Regions from separate parts of the Mus musculus genome. Here all the other regions are linked to region 1. Evidence: chromatin loops called from intact Hi-C (ENCODE). Cell type or tissue: heart. All regions are shown on one strand.

Region 1 (8,000 bases):
GAAATGACAGTCAAAGGGGAAGACAGATGGATGACCTGTTTGGTGGTCGGATGGGAGAAGAGGGGTGTGACTGGACGAACAGACCGGTGTGCTGATGACAGAACCTGGATTTCCTGTTTAGCCTTTAGTCCTCAGGCATGAGCACCCCAAATTCATAAGAACCCCAGGAACTCTGTGGAAGAGGGGGAGGGGAGAGGGGAAGAGAGAAGAGGAGGAACAGAGAGAGGGTGAGGGAGATGGAAGGAAGAAAGGATGAGGGAGATAGGGAGGGGGAGGGGGGAAGGGGGTAGGAGAAGGGGAAGGGAGAGGGAAGAGGGAGGGAGGGAGAGAGGGAGGGAGAGAGAGAGAGAGAGAGAGAGAGAGAGAGAGAGAGAGAGAGAGACCATGCTTCTTGCCTGAGAAGACACTAAGGGTCAGTTTGGACTCTATGTCTCCTCTCTCTGATGGCCCCTCACTGGGTGGCCCCAGAGATAAAGGTTCACCCATGAGGGGGGGGGCAGAAAGAAAGCTGCTATTTGAAAGGAAAGGGAAATAAAAACTGGCTAAAAGTTTTATTTATTTAAAATAAAGGTTCAGTTATGCTTGACTGTAAACACGCAGGCCCATCCCTCCCTCCCTGTCTCTTCTGTGGCAGAGGGCTAAGACCACACAGCAAGCTGAGGGCAGGAGGCTGAGAGAGGCCAGGATAGGCCTGGAGAGGGAATAGCATTAGGATGCTCCAGGTGTGGGAAGGAGCCTGGAACACCATGGCCTGCCAAGCACAGCTGGGCTAGGTTGGGCTGGTGCGGTGCTAGGCCTGTGATCCTTGGTCCTCAGCCCTTCAGTACACAAAATTAGCTAGAGACCTTGGGGCATCTGACCACACAGTTCAGAGCATCCAACACGGTGATTACTTAGATAAATGCAGAGATAACTGCATCTGTATGGACCATCTCTTAACTCTTGTCTCTGTTTAACTCTTTGTCTGCAGTTAGCACAGCAGGGTCCAGTGGAGGTGGGCAACCCTCCAGCTTTGAGTCACCCGTCTATCTGAAGCAGAAATCCTTATTTATTGTTTTTTTTTGTTTTTTGTTTTTTGTTTTTTTTTTTTTTGGTTCTAGCTTTCTTCCCATGGCTAAACAATGGGAGTAGCCCGTAAGATCCTTTGTGAGCTATCTGGAGAAGGGAACAGTAGAATGGAGAAGAATCGGGACTAGGAGACTGTCGGGGTACCTTGCTTCTGGAGTCCTTCCTGAAGAGCTGATTAGTATTGTTCCTGCTGCATTGGTGGTCCTGGGAAGGTCTTGTGGTGTGCTGAGTCAGGAGGGGATGGCAGGAAATAGTTTTTGATAAGAGGCTTTACCTCTTGCAAGCTTCCTTTGTTTCCAGAGCCAGCTGCAGGACAGGGACAAGGCAGCTGAGCGAGGGCTTGGAGAAGGTCACAGCAATACCCAGCCTTGGGGACTCACAGGAAGGGCTGTAAGTTTAGGGACCCCTGGGATCCCAGCCAGGCTGCTTTCTTTTGGGCCTTGGAATTTCATTATGACTTCAAAAGGTTAATCCCTTAAACAAACAAGGAAACAAACAAACAGAAAGACCCAGCAAACCAAAGGACAAAAATACCTGTGGGCTTTGCTAATCCAGATTGCTGAGTAGGGTGCCACAGGTTAGAACTACAGCCTGGTCCCAGAGACTCTGGATGCAACCCAGGTCATAAATGATGAGCAGTAAAAATGGAAAAGAGTAGTTGGAAACTCTGAGAAGATATTCACCCCCAGAAGATCAATGACTGGTGATGAGCTAAGTCCCTAGGAAGGTGTCACACAGCCATTCACAAAGCTTGGTCCACTTTGGGCTTCTCTGTAGCTTAAGGCCCAGGGTTGACGTTGCCTCAAAAGAGGGCTGGAAGTGGAACCCCCTTCCCTTATTATTGTATCACCGCCCCTTTGGAAAGATTAGCAGCTTCTATCAATCCTGGGGGACTGCCCTGTAATGCCTGTGTAATGCTAATTTGTGGTTGGCAAGAGATTGATTGGCAAGGAAAAGAACAAAGGCATGACCAGGCCTGTGTTCTCTCTCTCTCTCTCTCTCTCTCTCTCTCTCTCTCTCTCTCTCTCCCTCTTTCTCTCCCTCTTTCTCCAACTCTTGGGGCTAGAATTAATGAACAAGGAAGCAGTGTTCTCTGGTCACATGACTTGCCTCTGCCGTGAACCAGGTTCCCTAGAGCCTCCTGGGTGTTGGCTGTTCCGGTTTGGTCTCCGTTGGTATTAGTAGCTTGTCGTCGTGGAAGACTGGTCATTCTGGAATTCTGGCAGCATAAGGATCAGTGGTAACTCACTGTCCTCACAGCCTCTTTGTGACCATGTGTGGTCTTGTTTTGTGGTCAATGGCCAGCGATGTCCACCTGCTCTCGAGAGAATGAATCCACGTTGTTCTTGCATTCGTTTTCTCCAGCTGCTTGTGGACAGGTCTTTCTGGCTGACCATCTGGTAGCCATTCACCTTTATGGTGGCTTGAGAAAGGAATTAATTCCACTTGTTTCTTTAGCAATATCTGCCTCCTTTGATAGCATGTTACCTTTATCACCTCTTAAAACTCTTAATGCACCGGTCCTTCTGGTACCGTGGGGACTCGTTGGATCCCTAAGTGTGTAACTATGCCTCCTCCTCCAGCTCTGCTTCCCATGCCATTCTTTTCCCACTAAGTTTTAAACATCTTACATAGTCATGGAGCTCCAGGAACCACAACTTTCTGCCTCCTGTGCAGAATGAAAGATTCAACCTGCCTGGACCAAGAGGAAAGGAATCAGAAAGCAACAGCCTGAAAATCAAACTTCACCCCTACCCCCATCTCCTAAAGACATCCCGAGGTCTTTTGTTGAGTTCTTGTGGGTGATTTGAAGAAGATAGGAAATGGAAGACAGTGGACGTTCCTGGCAACATTAGGTGCTTGAGAGCTTTTCTACCCTGATCTGGCCTTACGTTTGTTTCTAAAGGACTCAGTGGCTTTCTCTTCCAAGACCTAGAAGTAGAGAAATTAATCAGGCCATAGTGGTGCTTGTCTTTATTCTCAGCACTCTGGAGGCAAAGGCAGGTGGATCTCTGTGAGTTTAAGACCAGCCTGGTCTACAAAACTAAGTCTAGGACAGCCAGGGCCACGCTAAGAAACCCTGTCTCAAACCAAACCAAACCAAACCAAACCAAACCAAACCAAACCAAACCAAACCAAACCAAACCAACAAACAAATTAGTGGAGAAATTATGATTTGGTTTTAGACTTAATATTTGGGGCATCAAATAGCTCTGCTAGAGAGTTTTAGCATTGCTCATCATGCTTGAGTGTGTTCTGTATAAGCATCTTACAGGGCAGAGTTTATGGACTCACTTTGACTTTGCCGACCACAAGGATGTGCCTTTCCGTTAGACAGTGGTCAAATTTACATCACTGTTCACATTCAAGACTGATTACCTCGTCAGAAGGAAGCCAAGGCCATCATCTTTCCAATCTCTCTCTCTCTCTCTCTCTCTCTCTCTCTCTCTCTCTCTCACACACACACACACACACACACACACACACACACACACACACACACACACCACATCACATACCATACACCTTTTAAATTGTTTACCTGCTGTTAGTAGATATAGTGGCGATGACTATTGTTTTTTAATAATCTGTAAATAGTGGCTCATTCTTTAAAGATTTTTTTATTTGTATGAATACACATCAGCTTTCTTCAGATACACCAGAAGAGGGTGTCAGATCCCATTACAGATGGCTGTGAGCCACCATATGATTGCTGGGAATTGAACCCAGGACCTCTGGAAGAACAGTCAGTGCTCTTAACTGCTGAGTCATCTCTCCAGCCCAGTGATGACCATTTTTAAGGTTAGCTGTTCTGCCATGTGGTCAGGAGCATGCACTGTGTGACGGAGGCCTTGGTTTGGATCCTAGTACCTTTCTTTGCTGTGTCCTAAGCTGGCCTCTTGATTTCCTACAGTAAAATAGGCATGCAATGTTTTTATTCTTTTAAGACTGCTACGAGTGTCACAGTAAACTTGGCATAGTCCTCCATGCCTATTATTAGGTGTATTATCTCTGCACTAAATGTCTTAGATAGCCAAGTCTCATTTATATTTTATTTTTTTATTTTTTGAGTTTACCATCTTCTATCAAGGTTTTGTTTGTTTTGAGATAGGATCTTCTATATAGCCACAATCCTCCTGCCTCAGCCTTCTAAGAGCTGATAGTACAGGCATGTGCTTCCCTGCCTGGTTCAACTATATATCTTACTTAGAGGGCTAGCCATTCCTTCCCCAACTCCCTAATACACATCCACTTAGCTCTTAGATACACTGCCCTCAGAACTCCTCTTCCTGCCAGCCTCATGCCATGCTTGTCTCTAGAGCCAGCTTCCACGTCCTGTCAGTTTATCTCTGGGTAATGTCCTCTTGGGGCTGAGGGACAGTCCGACTGGGAGGTCTTGCTTCTTATCATGGATGACCTCATGCCGAACCTTTCAGAAGCAGCGGGAGAAATGTAAAACATTCAGACAAGTCGCTGTTTGTCATCTTCCTCGCCCACCCCTAAAAAGTTAATGGAATTTCGCTCGCTCTCTAAAACATGAAACTCAGTCAAAACCCTTTTTGTCTATAGACTGAGAAGCGACGTTTAATTTGGCTCTGGGGTTAGGCTGAAGAAACCACTCAGGAGGCCAGATGGGGTGATTGTGGGTAGGTTCTCCGTGTGGGACAAGGTTTCACACAGGAGACTGGAGGAGTCAGTGTGGTCTGAGATCCGTGGTGATCCGAGGCAGTGTTTACAGCTGCCGCAGGCCAGGATCTCCTTGCCCCAGGCTCCTGTGGATACTCTGGCAAAGCTGGACCCAAAGGACAGCCAGTCTCTCTTGTTTGGAGACTGGCCGGGATGGTTTCCACAGTAACAGGACAAACAGCCCCTCTCTCATCCCTAGTTTTCTCTAAGAGGCCTTCTGGCTTGGATAGCAAGTCCTGGGATGAGTGGATAGCCATTACAGAAAGGCTGAGTCATTTAGATATCTGTTCACAGGAGCCAGGCTCCAAGAACCACAGTCACACATGTCATGTAAATAGTGAAGCTGGAGGCTAGATGTGAGGGTGTTAGGGCTGTCGGCTGTGCTAGGGAAGAAGGAAGGAATTGCTGACTCAGTCACAGAGTCTGATGAGTGTTGTGAATTACCAGTTTGGCATGGAACCCGAAATGGCTTTCTACCAAATTGCTGGTGGAAGAAAAAAACGTGCTGGCAACATCAGAGTGGATCAGACAGAGTGACAGTGTCTGTGAGCTGCTAGTAGGAGGCTGCAGAGCTTCCAGAGTGTCAACACGTCTTCCCGGGGGCCGGCAGTTGGTAGAGTTTACTAGCTGTTCCCTGAAAGGGGAAGGATGGCTACTCCTCTGTCCCAGTTACTACTGCCCACACATGTGGGTACAGCATATAGAAGTGAAAAGTCTGTAAGGACATGGCTATTGGGTAGGTAGGAGAATTGGGGCAAAGATATGTTGTTTATCCAGTTAGTCCTGACGACCAGAATTGACAAGATGGGGGAATGATATGTATGGTTGCATAGAGGCTCAAGTAGAAGGAAGGGGTGCTGGCAACCCTGCGAGCTGGTTAGTTAGCAAAGGAGATGGAATTTCTCTTTGACCGTTGACCATGGTCTTCCTGTTACCTGGGTTACTTCCTTCCTCCTTCATGGACATGAAGGGAGAAGGATGAGCCAATATCTGTTGTTAGCCGTTATCTCTCCCAGAAGATCCTGCTGGTTGCTCTGTGATTTGAGCAGGTGACTTTCTGATTTCTGTGATCTGGGCCTGGAGGTTTGTAGACCTCTGGGAGCCATGAGAAGAACTTGCTTCTAACAGCTGCAGACAACCTTCTCTCTCTCTCTCTCTCTCTCTCTCTCTCTCTCTCTCTCTCTCTCTCTCTCTGTGTGTGTGTGTGTGTGTGTGTTTGTGTGTGTGTGTGTGTGTGTGTGTGTGGCACAATCCCCTTTATCCTGGCTTTGTTTTCCTTGACTACCTCTTTAGCAGTGTAGTTCATAGCCTTAACAGGTGTCAGACTAAGGTGTCAGACTTAGCCAAGGAAGTGGCTGCCCAAGGTCCTTTGTCATTTCTGATCCATGAGGTGGGAACCTTGCTATCAGGGATGTCTTGGTCCTAATTGCAGTCCAGGGTACTAGGAATGGGAGCTAGAGAACCACATTTCATTCTGCTAAAAATCCTGAAATCAGTCAGGAAGTCTTCTACATCCAAAGGGGAATCCAGAGGAGAAATGGAGTAGGTGGGTGATCGATCCAGAGAGAGACAGAGGTGAGCCAGAGCTTCATTGAAGTCTTGGAAAATCGACCCAGGCATTTGCAAATCACAGGAAATCAGAAGAGCAGAAACAGCTGGATCCTTTTCATCACCTTAGCCTGCTGTTATCTTAAGTAAATACACTACACGTTGAGAGTGTCTAGAGATGGTGGTGGAAAGGAACTGCTAGGGGCCTGGGGGCCCTGGAGTTTAGACCAAATCTGACTGGTGGTGGAACTCTGCACAAGTTTATTTGGCTCTATCAAGTTTTTTTTTCCTGTGTGTGTGAGTGTGTGAGTGTGTGAGTGTGTGAGTGTGTGAGTGTGTGAGTGTGTGAGTGTGTGAGTGTGTGTGTGTGTGTGTGCGCGTGCACGTGCATCTTGGGAGAGTGTGGCAGTCAAGGACTGGGTGGTCTGTAACCTGTGACTCACAGGTTACAGCATGATCATGTCTCACACACAGACTGAAGATGGTTGATTGCTCTCAGGAGTGGTACACACTCCCTCCCCAGCCTCCTCAGAGGGTTATCACGCTGACTTGACTAACACAACTCCCATCTGGACACAGTCCAAACGCCAGATGTGCGCCCCCCATTAGTGTCGGTCTGGGGAATGTTTCCTTGATGGAGAGGTCAGTGTTGGCTGCAAGTGCCCGGAGTGGGTGACTGTCCCCCACCCTGTGTCAGCTGCACGAGCAGAACCCCGTTATCTCATTGGCCAAGGGGTAGGAAGAAAGGGTTGTGGATTGAGGAGGACCTCGCTTTATTTGCCTGCCTTCTCTCCCTCCCCTCCCGTCCTCCCCCTCCCCTTCCTCCTCCTCTTCCTCCTCCTCCCCGTCTTCTTCTTCTTCTTCTCCTTCTCCTTCTCCTTCTCCTTCTCCTTCTCCTTCTCCTTCTCCTTCTCCTTCTCCTTCTCCTTCTCCTTCTCCTTCTCCTTCTCCTTCTCCTTCTCCTTCTCCTTCTCCTTCTCCTTCTTCTTCTTCTTCTTCTTCTTCTTCTTCTTCTTCTTCTTCTTCTTCTTCTTCTCCCTCTCTCTCTCTCTCTCTCTCTCTCTCTCTCTCTCTCTCTCTCTCTCTCTCTCTCTCTCTCTCCCTCTCTGCTTTTGCTTTTCACATAAGATCAGGATGTGATTTTTTTTTCCACTAGGAAGCGAGTCTGGGATAATTGAGGATGGGAGACCTGTTCCTGTTGGTACATAGCGGAAAGTCCTTAGTTCTCCTTCAGACCTGCCACGTGCTCATGCCTCTTGTGATTTTTCTTCCAGGTGGGCCTCACCTCCACTATGGAAAGAAAATGATTGCTAATACTTCAATGGGGTTGGGCTACCCTGTTTTTAGCCTATTTTCAGGTCATTTTAAGTATCGTTTCTACACTTTAGACAGGCTTTCATGTTTAATTTCGCGCATGTAGAGCCGTGCAAGACTTTTCTCTAGGTAGCAAGGAAAATTAAATACAATTGAGTTTGATGTGTACCTTATTGATTCCAGACCCTTTCAGTAGACTGTGACACTTCAGCGACCTGTAAATTCTGCACATTAGAGTTCATATTTTATACAAACTCCATATACACCCAAGATGTGGATTCACAAGCAAGATCCACCTTCCAACAAAAGATACAGGCTCCGTCAGAGGATAGACGGTGCTAATAAAGATGCACTGCAAATGGCATTTATGGTCACCCCTTAGG
Region 2 (8,000 bases), 140 kb before region 1:
GGCGGGTACTCCGCATAGGGCGGACCTTGAAGCCGACTGCCCTGAGGCCAATCAGCAAACTGGCCTTCGCCAGCCGCTTTTGGCTTCCTTAACTGATTAGCTAGCACTTTACCTGGCTGGTACCCTTTTTTCTCATAATGAGCTGCTTCTTCCTCCCAGTCTGTTTCTTCAGAGGAGAATTCTTCATCTGCTTCAGAGCTACTAAGAGCTGGCTCCCCGAGCCCATCCAGCGATGAGCACAGGCTCCTTTTCCTAGAGACCTCCGCTAATTGATCTTTCTTCTTTTCCCTTTTTCCTCTTTTTCTTCTAATCTCTCTCCAGGTATTCCTACCTAACCTTAACTTTTCCTCGGGTTCAAGACCCTTGGAAAGGCCTGTATACTTATTTTGTGTACCATATTTCCTCTTTGCTCCTACTCTCTCTCCCCACTTTACTTCTGATAGATTGCCCTGAATTTCATCCAGAATCCGCCCTGCCTTAACCACTTGATAACATGTGAAAAGGAACAAAAGGGCTTCTAACACTAGAAAAAATTCAAGGCCAAACATATTCCACTTTACTTCTGATAGACTGTCTTGAATTTCCTTAGAAAGTTCAAGATCAGACTTACCTCGTAAAGCTGTACTCACTGGTACTCTCGTTCCCCAGCTGAAAAGTTCTGAATTCATACAGTTGAATCCTTCTTAACAGTCTGCTTTACGGGAACCTTTATTACCGCGACCCGCAGTTCTGGTTCTGGAATGAGGGATCTTCCTTGCGCCAGTCCCGAGTTTTTTCTCGTCCCGGGTTTCGGCACCAATTGTTATTAGACGCGTTCTCACGCCCGGCCAGGAAGAACACCACAGACCAGAATCTTCTGCGGCAAAACTTTATTGCTTACATCTTCAGGAGCAAGAGTGCAAGAAGCAAGAGAGAGCGAAAACGAAACCCCGTCCCTATTAAGGAGAATTCTCCTTCGCCTAGGACGTGTCACTCCCTGATTGGCTGCAGCCCATCGGCCGAGTTGACGTCACGGGGAAGGCAGAGCACATGGAGTAGAGAACCACCCTCGGCATATGCGCAGATTATTTGTTTACCACTTAGAACACAGCTGTCAGCGCCATCTTGTAACGGCGAATGTGGGCGCGGCTCCCAACAGGTGAAGCGGTGCCATCATGGGCTTTTGAACCCAAAGCCCATGCCCAGTTACACATTTCTTCCACCAAGTGCAGACCTCCTAACAGTTCATTAAGTGGGGACGAAGAAGGCAAAGCTTTGGGCCTGAGAATAGAGGCCATGCTCATCCAAACCACTATACAAAGATATTTGTGTTGGGGTTTAGGGTTAAGCACACAAACCACTCAGCCACCAGTCTCAGAATTGATGGTTTATTGAACGCACCTTCCAAGATTGATTAATCAGGGACACAGCCAGGAGTTAGGATGGAAGCCACCACCCTGGCAATTCTCATGGTCAGTTTGTGGAAAAACCCACTAACAGGTGTATTTGCAACATTTAGGCTGTCTAGACAAAGCAGCGCGGTCTGATCTTTAAGCTGATTGGTTGGGTTTAGAGGCAGAGAGGCTAGGGAACGTCTACAGTTCAGGAGACCCCACAGGCCCACGACAAAGTACAACAGCATGACTTTGGTCAGGGGAAGGGACACTTGGTCAGGTTAAGGTCGTGAGGGACAAGATGAAGGCTGAGGCAATGTGGCAGAACAAGGCATTTGACATCTAACATTTAGCCCTGTCACTATGGTTTATTACAGTGTCCATCCCAACAGCCAAGTGTGCGAAGGTGCCAGTCTACAGGCGAGCGAGTGAAGGAAGTGTGGAGTGGACACACAGTGGAGGTTTTAATTTCTCACAGCAGAATCTCATTGCTATATATAAGAACAAAACAAGCCGGGAGTGGTGGCGCATGCCTTTAATCCCAGCACTTGGGAGGCAGAGGCAGGCAGATTTCTGAATTCGAGGCCAGCCTGGTCTACAAAGTGAGTTCCAGGACAGCTAGAGCTATACAGAGAAACCCTGTCTAAAAAAAAAAAAACAAAAACAAAAACAAAAAAACAAAAAACACAAACACAAACACAAACAAACAAACAAACAAACAAAAACCTATGTCATTTACGGGGTGAAATGGATGCAGCCAGAGATCACTGCGTTAAACGAGATTCGTAAAGCTCACGAAGGCAATGTATCTTCTTTCAAGTGTAGGTTTTACATAAGTCTATACCAAATTCTATATAAATGGAAATAGAAGTAAAAGTGTCTGCAGGTCATGGAAGGAGCAGAGAGGAAGGGAGGGCCTTGGTGTAATGACGGTTAACAGTCTCTTTGTAAGAAAACATCTTTTCTTTTTCTAGCACAGGGGATTGAACCCAGTACCTTGTGCATTCTACACAGCTGTGCTACCACTTAGTCACACCCTCTGAAAAAAATTTTTTTAATAGGATCCATTACTGAGTGTAATGTATACATGCTAATAAAAAAAGAAACCGTACTAATCATATAAAACGTCCCTGCTCAGAAAACTCAAGTCTTGCGTGATGAAATTTGTCCGACACTTATTTCTTTACTATGTATACACCCCACTCCTTACCCAGTCATAATGGTGGGGCCTTTGTGTGTGCCACACCCTCTCTCCGGTCCCCCCTCCCTTCATTTTCCTCTGAGTCAAGATGTAACCTGTGTGAAGCTCCGTCCCCATGGTTGTATCTTCCAGAGTCCTGTATCCTTCAGACACAACTCCTCTGGGGTTGGGATGCATAGGGTTGTTGGCTGTTGGCATCTGCCTTCCCGGCGAAGAGGGGAGGGCCCAGAAGTGCTTCCTCTGTGTGTTTGCTAGCACTAGACCCTATCCAGTAAGAATTTCCCTCTCTTGGGTCTACTGACTCCTTTCTTGTGATGACCAGATGTTGCAGTTTCTCAGGGGTCCACATCAGGTTCCCCTCTCATTTCAAATTTCCTCAGTGACCGCGCTCATGCCCAGATTCTTCTTCTGGGATGATGAGAGCATCCAGGGCTCTTGATGGTGTACCACGAGCATGCGTTCTACTGTGACCGTGGCTCTTTCTCCGAGGCCCCTGACACATCTCCCCTAGTCCCTCAGGGTGTCCCAGCTCAGCAGAGCCTATAGTTAGCACAAAATTGCTTCCCTAAACCCAAGTTAGGGACAGAGCTGCACACACAGGAGAAGCTGCCCACCATCTCTCTGATTACACCGGGCTGTTTCTTCAGCCACACCCTTCTCTCCACCCAGCACTGGGTACCTTCAACAGTCTCTTAAATATAATTCAACTGCCTTGACTTCCCACACTTCATTTACCACCTCTGTCTCCGCTCCCACTCTTAGGTCTGGTCCAGTGTATTCTCCAAATACCAGGCACTAGTATTTATAGACGCACATCAGATCCCCAAAGGAGGGCTTCTTATTACTCTCAGGATGAGCCACATTTCCCTACAGCCCCACCACCTCCTACCTCTCCTTTCCAAGGCTCAGGGATTGTGGAGGAAGGAAGACCCACTCCAAGGTCTGCTGCATAGTTGCTCTGAAATTGGAGCTAGCTGGGGCCTGAAAAAGGTTTATTTCCGGGGTGGTGGTGGTTGTTTGCTTTTATTTTTTGAGACAAAGTTTCTCTGAGTAGTTCTGGCTGACTCCAACTCAGCGAGATCCACCTGCCACTGTCTCCCAAATGGAGGGTTGAGTTCAAGAGGAGTTGAAGAGCCGAGCCCAGGCTATGGCTGTCAGGGAGTATGGCTATGATTTACAGGAAGCAGAGGATTGGATGAAGAGAACCACGAAGGGGCGGAGCAGCCTAGCTCGGGACTTGGCCACCTCCATCTTCCAGTCACTATTTGCTCCATGTTGGAAGAGGCGGGGAAAGCTGGGGTCCATCCTTGTGTTTCCGCTTCGTGCTGAAGGATGGCTATGCTTTTGCTGACTCCTTAGGCAGCTGAGACTATCAATGGAGCAGTTAGTTCTCCATTTTGGCCACTAGATGGCAACACCTCCCTTTAGACAATTAAAATTGCCATCCGCGATAACAAAACCTACATTTGAGGTCACAGTGATGTCCTTTCAGTCTCTGGATCTTCAGGGAGATTTGGAGTGAGACACTTTTCTGCTTTGCTAGATGGGCCACCTTGATTGGTCGAGCTAAACTGGTTTTAGAGCCTATTTTCTTTCTCCTTTTCTTTCTTTCGGTTTTTAGAGACGGGGTTTCTCTGTGTAGCTCTGGCTGTCTTGGAATTCATTCTGTAGACAAGAGTGGCTTCAAACTCACAGAGATCCACCTGCCTCTGCCACCCAAGTGCTGGGATTAAAGATGCATGCCACCACTACTTGGCTATCGATCCTATTTTCACCCATGGGTTCAATCAACAGTTAGCAAGAACTTAGTGAGTGCCACAGTTCCTACAATCTGAAAAGAGAGCCAGACACCATGCAAATGGCCACAAAAAATAAAAATGGACTCTTATCAGCCGAGATGGCTACAGGGTGCTACAAGACCATATTAGCTGGAAGGATGTGGCTTGTCTGAGTTTCCAGGAAAGGCTGCTCTGTCAATAAATCATACACATATTCTGATAACTCCCTTGCTTCACATACTCCATTATACCCACCAACACATGTCTGATTATAATCCCATTGTACACCCAATGAGTCCCCCAACATTCCATTATACTCCCTGTCCCGCTTCCCTGTCCCTCCCCCCACCCCACCCCCTACATAAAATCCCAGCCTAGACTTCTGCAGACCTTAATGACGATGCTATCCCACTACGCATCCCTTCCTCCTGTAACACTAGCAAATCTTTTAAGAGGCCTTTGCTCCTTTCTCCATGTTCTTCATGATCCGGCCAGTGCACGGACACATGTATCAGAAAACCTCATCAAACCAGGAGCTCTGTCTAATCTTACTCTGTGACATTCCACAGGACACCATGCTGTACCTTACAGGTATTAGATTTGCAAAAGCATTTGGCACACCTAATGCCCCACCACATCTCACATCCCATCACAACCCTGTCGTGCTTTCCATCACAGGAGCAGGGTCACAGCTCCCACCTAGAAAGGCACAGACCTCTGTTTCCTTCTTTGCTTTAGGGAGAAGAGGAAGGGAAAGAAGAGGCAGAAGAGGAGGAGGAGGAGGAGGAGGAGGAGGAGGAGGAGGAGGAGCAGCAGCAGCAGCAGCAGCAGCAGCAGCAGCAGCAGCAGCAGCAGCAGCAGGAACAGGAGGCAAGGAGCCTCTAGGTGCTCTCTTGCCTGCATCCAGCCTTATCAGCCCCAACAGCTCCGATGAAGGCAGGTAGCACCTGAGCACAGGCTCCAGGTCTGAGGTTTGATTTGTTCCATATCTGTCCTGAAATCAGTGTCCACTCACTGCCGCCTCCTCGGAATGCACCAGGTCCTTGTTACGGCTCTGCTAACAGATCCCTTAGCCAGCAGCTTTCTTTTCTATATCTGGAAGGGGCAAAGCCCTTGGAAAAGAACATCGAAGGCTGGAAGAAACAGACCTGAAGGAATCATCTAGTTGAATGTCCCATGATGCCCCTGTCCCTCTCTTTTCCTGACTCCCTCCTGTTTATCTAGTTTTTCCTGTTGTGACTGTCAATGAACAGCAAGCTTTTCCCAGCACGCAAGAGTTGAAAGGAAGTACAGGCCCACTCTCATCCCTTCACACACAAGGGGAAACTGAGGCACAGAGGTTGAGGACTATCTGCGTATGTGCTCCGGTTGGTTGGGATAGAGCAGGCGGTCCTGACACGCCTCATGAAGCATTCCTCCAGTGGCTGCCCCTCGCGCGCCTCCTTGTTCACGTTAGTCAAGAAATGCTACTTGCATTCAGAAGGCACGTCCAATGCGAACCACTCCGGAGATTATATTTCAAAGATTGATAGACATGGCTTTCGCATTATCTGCTGTTTCGGATTAGCTATGCTGTGGCTTCATTCTTTGGGGCTGATATTGGGGGTGGGGAAGCCAATTTTGAGTCCCTCTTCGAAGCCTTGAGCTTTAGCCTGTGAGACTGGGCCTAGGCGGGACAGGGGGATTCATTCTATATTTTCAGTCTGTCAGGAGATTTCATTGTTTAAACAAACATTTCAATGAAGCTATCCAGCTGGGCAGTGATTTATGGCTCTGGCTATAGTTTTTCCCCAACAAAGATAAACAATCCTGCAACTCTTGGGACTGGGACTCCTGGTTCTAATAACTTGGAGCTGGCTGGACCACGCCAGCCATCGCCTGGTCTGGGGTTTGGTTAAGATCTGTTCACACTGGTCCTGCGGCTGAGCCACAAACCTTGGGGGACCATGTTGTGCTTGGAAGCTGGAACTACCTCTAGGGCAGGAGAGAATGGCAGAAAGGAGAGAAATAGCTCAGGGGTGGGGGTTTCCGGCCCACTCCTCTCTTCCTGTAGGGCATTAATGATCTGTGTTCTGCTGAGTAGATATTTGGTATTTCAGTAAAAGAGCTTCTATTATTGTTGTTGTTATTGCAGTATTTATTTATTTTGTATATGTAGGCACGGAAGTCAGAGGACAGCTTGTGGTAGTCAGTTCTCTGCGTCCACCACGTGGGTCCTGGGAATCAAACTCCGGTCATTAGGCATGGAAGCAAGTGTCTTCTCACCAGCACTGAGTCTCATGCCACCCTAAGTTTCTTATCTTGTCTCTATTGGTAGTGGCACATGGTTTCCTTCCGTGGCGTTATACCAGGTTACACACTGTGTCTGTGTTTGTAGAATCCTCAGCTCTGGTCTATAAGCTCAGATCTGACCAATCAAAGTAACACATTCTTGCGGTCATTGCTGTTGGTCAAGGAGATAGAGGATCATCTTATCCTATGAAGAAGGGAAAAAAGCAGCCAGGGCTGCTGGGAGAAGCAGTTCCCTGAGATGTTATGGTATGACGTCAAACACTTAGGGTGGAGATCTGAGGGATGGAGAGCATCTACCCCCCTCCCCCGTCTCTTCTTTTGAGCGGAAGTAGGCTTTGACTTGCAGCTACCCAAAGGGAGCCCATATTTACTATTGGGCACAGCAAGAGACCAGCTAGGAGTTCCAGACCAGCGTCTGGCTTGCACAGCTTAGCCCCCAGTCTGACTACTTGTGTGTGTGTCTCACCTCAGCAGAAGGTGTGGAGCTGAGGCAGAGGCACACGCAGCTCACATTCACCCTTCTCCACAGAGTTCTTGGTGATGTTGAAGGAGACACACACCAATGATCTAAGGAAATTCAGATGCATGTCCCGAGAGAAGAAGCAAAAACAAAAATGCTTGAAAGAACACCGTGATTTGGTGGAGACATCACAGAGAAGGGTGTTTGGTGGGTGAATCTTGAAAAATTAGGGTACTTTTGATGGGCAGAAGAGATGGGCAGAAGGTTTGGCCAGAGGATGAAAGGGTGTGGTGAAATGGGGAGGCAGGTGGGGCGACTTAGGGGATGTTGAGAAGTGGAGTTGGGTAGAGGTTAGAGCACAGAGAGCCAGCAACCAATGAGATAAGTTGGTGTTATCATCAGATACCTGCAGTGGGAAGCTCGCTCAGTTCAATGGGCGATGAGGAGCTACTGAACCCCGTTGACCTGGGAGGCGTCCTTCTAGGAGTTCCTTCCCATGGCAGCAGGGAGAGAGTAAATATGGAAAGAGCCCACTGAAGTAGCGCAAGGGGCGTCTTGTGTTGTTCACAGGGCAGGGAGCAGCGGGTTCTGTCTGTTCACCTCTGGGTGTGTGAGCTTCTGACACAGAACTCAAGTCCAAAAGCCACAGAAGGGAAAGCTGATATGTTCATATAAATAAAGATTCGAGAGTTCTACATGCTCCAAATTCCCTAAACAAAGTCAAAACACGAGGCCATGCCGGCAAAATGCTTGTTACACCAATGCTACACGGCTACTTCCTAAATGTATAGAAAGCTTACCTTGCAGAAAGACCAATGCATGCAGCCACATATATATGTATATATTCAAGGGCTTGTATGAATGTATATATAATGCATATACATATGTATTATATA
Region 3 (8,000 bases), 110 kb before region 1:
ACTGGCTGCGGACAGAATTTCATTCATTCCAAACTCTTCAGGTAGTATGACCCTATAATTTACTGACATATACATTCAGGGAGGTTATTTTAGCCAGCTTAGACACTAGCACTTCCGAGGACTGCTGGCCATCCTGGTCTGGTCCTGATAGACCCTTCAGCTACACCGTCTCCTCACCTTGTTTCTGTCTTCCTTGACTTTGAAACAGCCTTGAACGCCCCCATCCCACCAGGCTTCCCTTCTCTGACATCGGCCGAGGCTGCAGTAGGTGAACGTATTTCTCTCTGCCCACTGCTCCAGGAAAATCATGGCTGCTCCAGTGGGGTGGGACAGAGCGGGTGTCACGCTCTGGTTCTGGAGTCTGTGGGAAGGAGAAAACTATGCAGCCAGGACCCGAGAGACAGGAAGATGTGCACGTGCCATCTGGAGGGGAGAATAATGCTTCCGGATAGTGACACCCCTTTCCTGGGCACGTCTTAGCCTTGCCACTCCAGGTTGCAAATGTGTTTTCTCTCAAGTTTGCAGGACTAAGTGTGGCTGTTTGTCCTCAGGGAGGGGGTGGGGTGTAAGGTAAGCTGTACAGGTTTGAGGGGAAAACTGTCCCTGTCCCTTTAGCTACTGGGTGACTCTTTCTGAGAAGGTTCTATGCCTTGGCTTGTTGCAGTCTCAGCATAGGGACGAGTTCTCCAACCCGATCTCTCTTCCCCTTTCTCCCCCAAACCCGTCTCATCATTTTCCCTCTGGTTCATATGCTCCCTGCTAGATGGTTCTTGCTAAATTCAGAAAACTGAAGCTCGCTCTTCCAAAGAGCCTTCTTTCTCTTCACTCTCTATGTATTTCTCGCTGAAGAAAGGACCTAAAAAAAAAAAAGAAAGAAAAGAAACCTGCCCATGAACTTGTGCCGGACATCGGTGGTCACACAGGTGTAGGTGCACCAGGCCAAGCCTGGAGGTCGCTTGGCTAACTCCTTCTATCTTAATTATTTCTCCATCAGGTAATTGAGATGGCCAACACCCTACTATGGAGATAGCACTCTTGGGCTAAGGCTTTGTGCACAGGAAGTCAAAAATGTGTTCAAGTTAGAACCTCCTTGAGGGGATGGGACCCACCCTCACATCTGCTCAGGGTAGGCATCAAGGGCCACCGAGTTTTCAGGGTTTGCCACTGAGATTTCGCTCCCCGTAGGTTGCCAAACTCCATCAGACAGACACACACCACCAGCCAAACGCACTACAGGCATAACTGGGGCTGAGAGACAGTCTTCTCACGAGCTCATGACGGAGGGGAGCATTTGTCACAAAACATCATTTTATTAATTGATTAATTTTTTTTTTTACAAAAATAAACAATTTAATGAACGAGAAGTATAAAAGCTTCTGGGTACGCAAACTCCAGGAGGGGGAGGAGCCTGGCCTCCAGGAGGGGGAGGAGCCTGGCCTCCAGGAGTGGGAGGAGCCTGGCTGCGGCTGCTCCCTGGCTTTCACTGAAAGCAAATGAGGCAGAGAGGCCCCGACCCTACCCCCACCCCAGTCCTGGCTCAAATGCAATCTGCTCCTCCACTCTAGTCTTGGCTCATATGGATGCGAGCACTGCTGCCCACGGCCTCGGGGCTGGCCTAGGAGCAACCTCTAGGGAGAGGCCCGAGAGCCTTCTTCCCAGTGCTGGTTCACTCACATCTCCGCATCCCGCGCTCTCCATTTGGAGCGGAGCTGAGCTGAGAGAGCACTCTGAGACTGGTTGTCCCCAGGCAGCTCCTGCCCACGGTGGCTTATGCAGCAGCAGTGTTCTGGCTACATTCTCAAAGCATGAATGCAGTAATGGGCTGCCCACGGGACTGTCCCAGTTAAGACCAGCCTGAGCCCTGCTCACAGCCTACAGCTCCAGAGAGGCAATCGGGTTCCAACCAGTCTGGGACTGAAGCTGGCAAACTCACATTTTAACATTTTTGCATATTGCACGTTTTGTCCTGGTCACATCAGTTGCTCTGGGAGCTAGCTTTTGTCTGCAGGGGTTCCCAGGTGGGATGCAAGTCACGCCTGCAGCAGGCAAGCCCAGCTGGTCAGCTGAGCCCACAACCAGTCAACCAGGGGCCTTCACATATGTGGTCTTGCCGGCATCAGGGACCACTTGGTTCCATCCAGTCTTAAAAAAGACCAGCTTCCGACCTAGGGGCAGAGATAAGAGTTTACAGATCTGGGTAATTTTCTTCTTGGAGGTAAGACTACTTTCTATAAAGTGACTGACTTGAAGGATATATATATATATATATATATATATATATATATATATATATATATCATCACCATCTCTGCCTGCCCTCTGGCTTTTCTGAGGGGAGCCCTTCACATCTTTTGGAGACGTATAGCCATTCTTTTGAGATACCCCCTCCCTCTGGCTCACCTGTCCAGGTGGTCTGGTTGGTGACCACAAAGGCACGACACTGAGCATGGCTCTCACAGACATCTATAGCCTCAGCCAGGTTGAACACGGACAGGAGGCAGCCGCCGTGGTGATAGGATGGCCAGCAGCGATAGTCCTCCTGTGTGATGGCACTGTCCGGGATGCGCTGGTACTCTAAGAGTTAAAGGGAAGAGAGTGAGAACTGTGTGCCCGGGGCGGGCGAGGGCTGAGGATGGCTCTGTGAGCAGGGATCGCAAGACTCATTTGCTAGACGAAAGCTGAAGTCCAGGCCAGTGCACCCAGCCTGGAAATGAAGGCAGCGAGAGCTCTTCAAGCTCACATTACAGCTAGGTAGACTTGGGTTTGAGGGCACACACATCTCTTAGATTTAAGGCCACGTAGCTAGTATCAACAGCATAGAACGAATGGCATATGTGGGCCAGGCACGTACTCAGAGATAACCAGCTGTCTGTGTCGGAGCTCAGGGAGTTTTAGACATGCAGGACAAGGCTTCTCACACATCGTGGTACATGTGCACTTTCATGCAGTATTACCGAAATGTAGGTACTGATTTGGGAAGGCCTGGGGTGGGGCCTGAGGATTCCTGACTCGATTCTAGTCCTGTCCACGCGGGGCAAGGGTTCAGAGCCCCTCAGACATACTTGGTCCTGACTTTGCGGAGAGGCCAGCTAAGCTTCTAAGATAGACCTGGGACTCCAGCAAAGGAGTTTGCGGTTAAGAAGCAGGTAGATGGACACAAAATGCCACAATTCGGGGTTCAAGGACTTGAGAAGGGTTGGGAGTTCCCTGTGGTTCAGAGCCTCAGATGCTCAGTGAGTGCAGAGGCTCTTCAAGAGGCTGAGAGGTGGGCCTCTGGTTCACTGGTCTTTCCCACCACCCTAGGAGCCCCAGTTGCTGCCTGATAATGCAGAAGCCCTGGGCCTCTGGCCACCCCACCCTCCTGCCTCCTTCTCCTGCCAGGGACCAAAGTCCAGGCAGGGTTGCCTGTGATTTATGGCCCCATAAACGGAGTCCTCAGGGACAGAGCCAGCCATTGTTCACCTCGTTAAACTTTATTTACAGGGCTAACGAGGGCTCCCCCACCCCTAAGGCTGGTCAGGCCTCCTTGAAAATGGAGGCTGCTCCCCCCATACCCCCCAACCATTGCTAAACCCTTAGGCTTCTGTAGAGGGACCACTGCCTGTAACAGTAGCTATAGTTCCCCCCCCCTCCCTGGGGGAAACAGCTTCTTGGCTGGTTTCAGAGTAGGCTGCCCCCTCCTCCGGCTGCCCTCCATGCCCCAGGAGTGCAGAGGAAGGGAAGAGAAGCTAATGTGTGTTGTGATCCAGCTGTGTAACAGGCACTGTGCTAATTGCTTTTACACACCTTGTAGGCTAGTTAATCCCCATAAGAAAGTTTGCTAGGTGAATTATTTTGAACCCAATTCACAGTTGAGAAAAAAAGAGGCCCCAGGGGTAAGTCATACAGCCAGCTCCTTGGAGGGGTTTGAAGCCATTCTTACAGAGGGTGTCAGTGCTCACCCAACTGCTCAAGGCAAATGCTTGCTGTTTCAGGTTAGTCAGAGGCAGGGCTTCAAAGCGAGAGTGGCCTTTGGAGACCAAGTCTCTGAAGAAAGTAAGTAATAGCCCAGTGGGTGGAGGTCACTCACTCATAATCCTGCTCCTGCCTGCCCAGTCCCTGGGTTCCTGCCCTGTCCATCACTCACCAGCCCTGCTGCTTGTAGAGTTCTGCAGGTACTGCCCACTTCGGAACAAGTGTAGCGCTGTCTCCAGCTGGGCCAGGGTCTCATCCACCCCCCAGGCGAGCTCTCCTGCAAAGTGTGGTATGGTTACTACCACATGCCCGGTTACCACCACATGCCTGGCTCCCACTCCCATTCCTCCCATGGGAAGCCACCCTCTTTCCTTCCCGAAGCCAGGACTTGGTGGCTAAGGAGGGTCCTTACCACAGAACACTATCTTAGAATATAATGGGTCCTAGACCTTGCATGTCCCAGGGTCATGCTTGTCCCTATTTCTGATAGGGCAGGGGCAGGTAATCCGATGTGTACGGGTCCTGAGGCTTACCCGTGGCATTGACGATGCTATCCAGGAGAGGTCGGAGGGAAGGCGGGGCACTGTGTGGCAGGAGGTATGTGAAGAAGAACCTGTGGCAGAGAGGAGGTAGGGGCTCAGGGGCCCAGCCTTTGGAACTACATCCCTTCCATTAGCAATGGACTTCAACGTGGTCTGGGAAAGAAACCTCACACAGGGACCAGGCAGGCCTACACTACTTAGCTGTGAGGCATGGGCTTGGGCTCAGTTGTGACTACAGCTGATTGCAGACCAAACTGGGCCCAGAGGTCCATTTCTCTCCCCGTCCTCATCTTCCAGGCCACACTGTCCTCTGTTTGACCCGGTGGTGGAACAGCTCCATAGTTGGGGCTTCTCAGCTTCGAGGAGCTTTGTAAAGGTTAAGAGCTAGGGTGGAGAAGGCACATGCCAGTCCTGGCAGTCTCAGGCCCTGAATGCGACACTATTTTAGGAAGCCTCCAGCTGCCCCTCCAACCTAGCTCTCCTCAGCACTATCTATTCTTAGCTCCACAGCCACATTCGATCCTGCCTGGGCCCCTCAGTTCCCTAGGTCAAGGTTATTCTCCCTGGTTGGCTCTTACTCCACCAGTCCCCTTAGCTGGAGTCCCACCACGTATGGTCATTACCTGTAGGCATTGTAGAGGTTCCGTTTCTCATTCATGCCCTCGCACCAGCCCTGGGCCGAGCAGGGCAGGCTGAAGTTCCTGGCTGGAAACTCTAGCGTGCAGTCGGCACTGCTGGTGCACGGTGTCTCTTCCACGCGGGCATCATCCAGGTCTGTCACTTTCAGCTCCCCGTTCACTAGCACAAACTGCCGAGGGCGGAAGTCAAGCAGGGTGACCGAGCCCAGCGGGGAGTGGGCCAGGTGGTGGAGGAGGCGGCCAAGGCTGAGGCAGATCTGAGGGTGGGTCACACATAGGCTGGGTCAGGCCTGCTGGACTCACAGGCTCTGGCTTTAGCTTGGAGGTTGGCCTTTCTCTTTTTCTGGTCCCATTGGAAAAGTCATTGGTCTCTAACTGACCCTTGGCTGGACTAACCATTAGGAGTGAGATAGCAACAGGAGTGTTGAATGTGGCCTCAGTGTGTGGAACTAGGGCAGTGGCTCTCAACCTCCCTAATGCTGCGACCCTTTAATACAATTCATGTTGTGGTGACCCCACCACCACCACCACCATCAGGAAATTATTTTTGTTGCTACTTCGTAACTATAATTTTGCTATTGTTATTAATCATAACGTAAATCTGATATGCAGGATATCTGATATGCAATCCCTGAGCAAAGGGTCTTTTGATCCCCAAAGGGGTTTTGACCCTCAGGTTGAAAGGAAGCATCCAAATGTGTAAAAGGTGTGTGTGTGAGTGCATGTCGGGGCACACACGTGTATGTGTGTCCACACACCTATGCACACACTTGCCCTCATGGACCCATATGTGTGTACACTCACTCACATGAATGTGCACGTGTGCTATGGAGAGCAGGGAGAACAGCAGGAACACAAAAGGCCTGGCTCCTCTGTCCTGTTCTTTTTTTTTTTTTTTTTTAACCCTTTGGCCCATGGCCGAGCTAGTGTGTGCCCCTCCCTCCTTCCTTCCCTCCCTCCCTCCCTCCCTCCCTGGCTGAGGAGTTTAGGCTGCTCTGAGAGGCTGCCTTCTAAGGGAGAACCATCCCCACAAAAATCCCAGGCCTGAACCCTCCTCCCTGCTTACTCGGAATCGATCCTCCCAGGAAGTCTGCAACAGCTGGATCATCTCCACAGGGGCACCCAGCTCTGTGATGGTGGTCAGCGTGTCTGGGATGCCCTCACTGTCCTGGTAGCAATAGCCATAGAGCTGGGGGAGAGCCAGGGCAGGTCATTAGGTCACAGGGTAGGGAGACCAGGGAAAAGCCTGGGAAGTTTGGCCTCTGTTTCTTAGTTTCTACTGGCATGGTGACACCAGTCCTTCACCTCTTGTTAAAATCAGGGAAATGGGCAAACTTAGCCACCATGTCCCAACCAGGCACAATGCTAAAGGTATTATGCGCTTAATTCAGTTCTTATCTCTAAACTTCATTTTACTGTATTGTTGTGGTGTGGTATGATTGAGCGTGTGCGCTGAGGTCAGAGGGTGGCTCTCAGGAGTCAGTTTTCTCCTTCCACTGTGTGTTCTAGGGAGGGAGTGCAGGCCATCGGGCTTGGTGCCACGCACGTTTAACTACTGAGTTATCTTGCTAGTCTTTCTGATTCTTGAAATCTCCTTGGTGGCGTGTAGCTAGGGCCTCTATGCCTGATTTGGTGTGGGGAAGTTGATTCAAGCGAGGTTAAATAGGTCATACAGCTAATAAACACAGAGCTAGGATTCAAATGGGATTTCACAACCTGGTTTTCCTGCTAGTACGCGGCTCAGCAAATGACCATCTGATTCTCCCCCCTCCCCCAATCTGTGTGGATGTCTCTACCATCTCAGCTCTCTAAAGCCAGAGAGGCCCGTCTGGTGTTCCTCAAATATGTGTGTAGGTGACATACAGGGAGAGCCAGAAAGAGGCGGCTCTCAGGGAAGGTCTGTGTGAGAGGATGATAAGTTGCTATGCACTCTCTCTCTCTCCTCACCCTGGGGAGGGTCCCTGGTACCACCCGACTAGGCAGGAAAAGCCTTTAACATTAACACCCACTTCAGCATTCTCCTAGGGTGGCCTGCTTCTCAACATTTCTCCCAACACACTGCATAGCTCTGGCTTACAATGGATGCCAAACAGCCAGCATCCTATGGAGCAGGAGCACAAAGGCTGAGTTGTCCAAGCCCTACAAGGGAAAGTGAAGATCTCTGTGGCAGAGGGTTGAGATGGGGGACAGGGAGCCCACGGCCTAAATGTGCTGTACACAGCAGCTCCTCTTGCCCGCATCCTCCCCAGCTGCCCTGCTTGCCCCGAACACCCACGCTCCTCCCAGGAGCCCTGATCCTGTCCCACCAGAGAAGATAGACTCAGTCTTAGTCTACCAGATTACCTGGGCTGTGCCTTGAGGGACAAGGGGGCCGCCCTGGGGACCCTCTTTCTCTCTCCCTCCATATCCCCAGTCAGCCCAGGAAGGCCCCAGACTCAGGATGGACTTTGGGGACGGTAAAGAGCAGCCCTGAGGCCTGGTTCTCATTTTCTTGCTCCAGTGTGAGCCTTTGTGGGAAACTTCTGAAGGTTATTAAACACCCAGAGGTCGTTAAATGCACTATTAACGAGGTATTAATCAACACCCCTCAGGAAAAAAAAAGACACCATTAACCCCACCACCACCACCACCACCACCAGGAAGCATGAAGCTGAGGAGTTGTATCTTTTGTTCTTTTGGGGAAGAGAAATTCAGTCTAGCATGGTCAGAATCTGCAGCCCAGGCTGGCCTGGTGAGGTCCGAGGATGATGGGGTGGGGAGAGGGAAGACTCTTGTGCCCTTTGACCCCGAGTGGCAGAGGCATCTATCCTGGGAGGAAGAAAGTATGTGGAGAATAAAGAGGGTCCAAAAGACAGGAAGATCCCCA

The links. A loop is a pair of places that touch in the nucleus more often than their neighbours do. Peaks named below come from ENCODE experiments on the same cell type or tissue, not always from the same donor. Only the 100,000 strongest peaks of a DNase experiment are listed, where the experiment ranks them.
Region 2: a loop joins it to region 1, with 2.5 times the contacts of the local background. A loop is called at or near these places in 2 of 42 quality-filtered maps.
Region 3: a loop joins it to region 1, with 2.0 times the contacts of the local background. A loop is called at or near these places in 3 of 42 quality-filtered maps.

The regions. Positions count from the first base shown.
Region 1 is chr17:83,107,193-83,115,192 of GRCm38, reverse strand. The region is part of intron 1 of Gm46606 (a long non-coding RNA gene); the gene reads left to right. Among named protein-coding and RNA genes, the nearest start is that of Gm46606, 4.6 kb to the left of the region's middle. In heart, no CTCF peak of the experiment used is centred here; DNase peaks (open chromatin) are centred at 4,412 and 4,972; H3K27ac peaks cover 5,459 bases.
Region 2 is chr17:83,249,206-83,257,205 of GRCm38, reverse strand. No RefSeq gene overlaps it. Among named protein-coding and RNA genes, the nearest start is that of Gm24240, 17 kb to the left of the region's middle. In heart, a CTCF peak has its summit at 3,985 (motif pointing right); no DNase peak of the experiment used is centred here; H3K27me3 peaks cover 873 bases.
Region 3 is chr17:83,218,357-83,226,356 of GRCm38, reverse strand. Pkdcc (protein kinase domain containing, cytoplasmic) reads right to left here. Exons shown (of 7, transcript NM_134117.2): 2 at 6,201-6,323; 3 at 5,120-5,391; 4 at 4,488-4,567; 5 at 4,127-4,231; 6 at 2,401-2,574; 7 at 1,288-2,165. The coding sequence ends at 2,080. Among named protein-coding and RNA genes, the nearest start is that of Pkdcc, 7.1 kb to the right of the region's middle. In heart, no CTCF peak of the experiment used is centred here; DNase peaks (open chromatin) are centred at 4,156, 4,966, 5,236, 6,246 and 2 weaker places; H3K4me3 peaks cover 2,533 bases; H3K27ac peaks cover 5,666 bases; H3K27me3 peaks cover 426 bases.